2 separate regions of the Mus musculus genome follow, and region 2 is linked to region 1. A link is a loop called in an ENCODE intact Hi-C map of the cell type or tissue named here. Cell type or tissue: left cerebral cortex. All regions are shown on one strand.

The links. Hi-C counts contacts between places; a loop is a spot of excess contacts. Peaks named below come from ENCODE experiments on the same cell type or tissue, not always from the same donor. Only the 100,000 strongest peaks of a DNase experiment are listed, where the experiment ranks them.
Region 2: a loop joins it to region 1, with 4 times the contacts of the local background. A loop is called at or near these places in 2 of 42 quality-filtered maps.

What each region holds. Positions count from the first base shown.
Region 1 is chrX:10,291,043-10,293,542 of GRCm38, reverse strand. The region is part of intron 4 of Otc (ornithine transcarbamylase); the gene reads right to left. Among named protein-coding and RNA genes, the nearest start is that of Otc, 40 kb to the right of the region's middle. In left cerebral cortex, no CTCF peak of the experiment used is centred here; DNase peaks (open chromatin) are centred at 848 and 1,245.
Region 2 is chrX:10,231,688-10,234,187 of GRCm38, reverse strand. No RefSeq gene overlaps it. Among named protein-coding and RNA genes, the nearest start is that of Rpgr, 16 kb to the right of the region's middle. In left cerebral cortex, a CTCF peak has its summit at 968; a DNase peak (open chromatin) is centred at 963.

The DNA of each region.
Region 1 (2,500 bases):
TCTCACTAACTAACCAGAATCAAGTGCTTAAAAATCCACTTAAATTGTATCCCTGTCTTCTGAAGATTTTTTTTCTTTCCATCCTGGTCAAATTACAAAAACCTTGAAAGGATGCAAAGGCATCTACATCCCAGCGATGTTTTAATTCTGGGACTGTGAAAGGATTTTTAAAAAGGAGGTATAAAGATAAACAAAAATAATACCAATGAAAGCAGTAAAAACATTATAGCCTGTTTTATCATCAAAATATCAATTGACTCTGCAATCAATATTTTGTGATTAAGTATTGAAAGCATTTGATTAAGTTAGCAATCAATATGGAAATGTTTGAGTTGGGCTTTGTTCACGTCTTACACATTTGACTGGATATGCAATATGGGTCATTGTGCTTTTTGTAGTGTACGCAGGACCTCATTCATGCTACAAGTGCACTACCACTGAGCTATACAGTCAGCCCTTACATGCAAATTGGTAAAGAAATGCAAACTCTCAATGCACAGCAGAGTCACTAGGGGGGCTTGCAAAGCATCATCAGCTAGATGTCTCATTCAGAAGGTCTGGTTTGACAGTGAAGAGTTCTCCTTTTAACAAGCACCCAAGGGGTGCTTATGTTTTTGCTTTGGTAACCACGTTTTGAGAATAAGTGATTTAGAAGAATGCATTCTGAATTATATTTAAAGGAATGGTAAATGTTTGATAAATTAGCATGGTTAATAGATGCCTATAAGCAAATGACAGAGTAAAGAACACTGCTGCTGTATTCACAAATAGTTCCTTGTACATTCACACACCATAAAAAAGGAAGCCTGCCAAACTTTATCAAAAGCACCACCCCGCCCTCCTTTAGTCATAAAAGCTGCAAATGGGGCGGCAACCAGTGATACAGCTATGATTTGGGCCAACTGGGTGAAGCAGTTCCCAGGATGCTTTTTGCATTAGAAACACTTGGGGGGGGGGGCGACAAAGATATTAAAGATGCTTTGTGTGATTAGTGCATATTATTTTCTGTAGCATTGGTTCCTTCATGATTAAAATTTTTAGACAAAGAAAATTCATTCTTTTTATGCTTTTAGGCTAATAAAGATCATTTAAAAATATAAACAAGCCCTCTCATTGGAAACAATTACAAGCTTGCAGCTAGAGCTGGAGGCTTCCTGCGGCTCATCATTTAAACCCCCAGCTTTAAACATCTTAAGAGCTTGATTATACTCGTTACAAAGGAAAGGCTGACAAGTTAAAAATATTTCCTGGCTCTGGAAAGATTTGTCATTTTGGTCTCTTTTCATTTCTATTGAATAGAAATGGAATTCTGCTTGGTTTTCAGTAGATTCCTGCAAGTTCTCAGATGCTCTTCGGCCTCCACCAACAATTATAGCAAAACAGCATTGGCACAATCTGTATTTCCTGTATTTAAAATGTCCTGCAAACAACAATGTGCCACAGATATTTAATAGCTAATGTTGGAATTTTTCAAAAAATATAGACAGATTAAAATATTTATCCATCCTATTTTGTGTAGCTGTTTGACATGTCAAACATCCTGGGTTCTTTTCTACACAGCATAAGGTAAGAATGGTTGAATTCTTTCAATGTGAAGATGCTATAGGACAACGAATATTAACTCTGACTCTGTTCTTGATGGTGGTGCTATCATTTCCAATAATATCTTTACGGTAGTTATTATCTAAGGGAGTGTTACCATACTAATCAGAAAATAGCTATATCAACAAAAGAAATATTTCTGCTTCTGGTGGCGGTTCATGCCTGTAACACCAGCACAAAATACACTGAAGCAGGAAGTTGGCTGAAAGTTCAAGATCATTCTGGTTTGCACAGTGATCTCAAGGCAACCAAGCAGTATGGACCAAAACTGTCTCAAGAGGGAGTGGGGGCAGGGCAGACTAAGGCTATAGCTCAGTGAAAGGGTGCTCACTTACCATAGGCAAGGCCTCAGCATGGCATTAAGAAAATTTCTCCTGAATATGATTTTAAAACTTATCAAAAGAGGCATAGAGCTTTTTACAATAATAGTGAAATCTTGGCCCTGTTAAAGAAATGAGATGATTCTGGAATGTCTTGTCATCAAAGAGGGATGGAGTTTGTTTCAAACTGAGCCAATTGGGACACATATCACATTTACCAAGTATGGGAAGATATGTACATCCATAAGGATAACAACTGTGTGTATTAAAACTTTCAAATATTTTAAAAATCCATGAGTTTTATATATATGTTAAAATAGAAGAATATTAAGAATTTTAATAGGACCAATTTCCAGTCATTTGAAAGAGATCTCTTAAGCTGTATAAGTTCTTGGTCAGAAAAGCCAGACAACATTTAAAAAATGGAAGAAGGCTGTTCAGTCTATGCAGAGTGCCTTGGGGCTGGAAAGATGGCTCAGTGGTTAAAAACTCTTCCTATTTCAGAGAATCTGGGTTTGTTCCCAGCACTCACAGTGTGCCTAACAACCATTTATAATGGGATCAGATACCTTTATCTT
Region 2 (2,500 bases), 59 kb after region 1:
CACTGGAGGGGTCATAGAAGGGGAATGGAAGAATAGAGTGGAGTGGAGCTACACATTCTAACTGATTCTTCCACTCTTTGCTTGACACCTTGGTTTGACCTATTCTTAATACAGATGCACTGTTTTCTTCAAGATTGCCCCACCTTGGATCTCTCCTTTTGGGTTCCAACCAATGCTCTCTTCCTTCATTGCTCTGGGCTACATGGCAGTAACAGCCCCACTGATAGTAGTCTGAGTTCTAGCACCATTGCTTTCTGTTTGTTCTAACCAACTTCAAAAGAAACTATTTCTAAGTAATTTTTTTTCAAAAATTATCTAAAATTGCTCATGTGAGTGCATCCTTTCTTGGTTAATATTGCCATAAAGAAACACAGCAGACAGCATCCTAGGAAGAGGACCAAGAAGGAACAAAACCTCAGAATTAATATGAAAGGTGAAATTTCAAGTAAATGGTTATAAATGAAAATGAATGTATCTGAGGGACCCTTTTGGGCAAAAGCCGTCAGTGGCCAAGAGGAGAGGAAGGGAGCAGAGAGAGTAATGAGGCATGAATATGGTCAAAGTGTATCATGTACTTGGATGAAAGCATCATTTATGAAACCTGTCATTTCACTGAATATATGTTAATAAAAACGCCACTCAAAAGCATAGTTGAAAATAGTTCAATTGACACTTAGAAGCTTTAAAAGCCTGATTTCCAGTCATAAATGACAATGACTAATAGCTAATACAAGAGGAGGTTTGTGTTCACAAACATACAGTTGGTCAACAGTTGGGACATTTATTTTGAAAAGTCTGACAGTCATTAGGTTCCCCCTCCCTGATCCTATGATGCTGCTTAAAAAGCACATAGGTTTTTCCAGATGTCTCCTCTCCAGTGTTCTTTGCTGTCTAAAAGAAAAGCTGTGCTGTATTTGGAATGATGCAGCATGAGAAAGCTATTAATCTGGCTCCATCTAGATGTGCCAAGTTTAACTGCAGGGCTGCCTCCATTTGATTATGAAAGCTTGTACAAGCCATGCGATTTTAGAAAACCAGGCCATGAGACCCAAGTAATGGGAATGAAAGACATGCAGCAAGGTAAGTAATATGTAAAGAGCTTGCTGAAAGCCAGGCACTGTACGAGATTTGTTCACACCCTCTCATTTGAAAGCACACAGTCTTGCAAATTAGAAGTTTGGATCCAGATTAAACAGATGTAGAATAAGAAGTAGTGAAGAAACAACTCACCTGGGATACTAAGGCAGAAAATAACAACAAAGCATGAATGGAAAGCTTGGCTTCTATCAGACTTGTTCTCTTATATGAGCATTGCAGGGAGGGACGACTCCCCTGGGAAGTGTTCAAGTCAGTCTACATTGGTTGAAGAAAGCAAATAATAGAACATTTAGCTATGCCTACTTACTGTCCTAGTTTTCTGTCCATTACTGTGATAAACACCATATGCAAAACCAATGTGGGGAGGAGCGGGTTGATTTGGCTTACTAATCCTGATAACACTTCATCACCCAGGGAAGTCAGGGCAAGAAGTTGGAGGCAGGAACTGAAGGAGAGACCATAGAGAAACTATGTTTACTGGCTTGCTCCCTCTGGCTTGCTCAACTTGCTTTTTTTTATATATATACTCGGGACTACCTGCCCAGGAATGGTGCCCCCCCCCATAATAATAAAATGCCCCCACAAGCTTGCCTGTAGTCTAATCTGATAGATGTGTTTTCCTAGCTGTGATTCCTCCTTCTTGGATGATTCAAGCTTGTGTCAAGTTGAAAAACAAAACAAAACAAAACAAAAAACAAAACACCTAACCAAAACCACAATTCTTCGCTTCTTCATGACAGTGTTTTAAGTGTCCATCAGCTTCACCTTCAACTTCAAATTATTCTTCAAAGTAACCTTGTTTTCTAAACTTTAAATAAAGTAATTCTATTTTCAAAACAGTGTTTAAATGGGAAGACTAAGTGTTTCCTACCCCAGTAGTTCTCAGCCTTCCTGATGCTGTGACCCTTTAACACAGTTCCTCATGTTGTAGTGACCCCCAACAGTAAGTTAATTTTATTGTTGTTACTGTTATGAATTTCAATGTAAATATCTGTGTTTTCCAATCCTCTTAGGTGACCCCTGTGAAAGGGTTATTTGACACCCCCTCCTCAGAGAGTCACAACCCACAGGTTGAGAACCACTGCTATATACCTACAGCTTTTTGTAATGTATCAGAACACATCTCATATTCCAGCAACCGTTTAAAATGAAGAGTCAAAACATTCTTAGCAATCAGAGCCCTGCTACGCTGTGTGACCTACTAAAAGACAGTTAATGTCTCATTTGGATGCATAAGTTATGCCTATAAGAAAATAATGCTCCAGGTACTGCAAAAATGGCACCGTTTTATTAGAGCATGGTGTAATGGAAGGGGTTCAGTGATCCATGTCTAATAAAACTAGGACTGAATCATGGGCCAATATTTTCTAATAGAATCACTTACAGATCACTAACCTCTAGA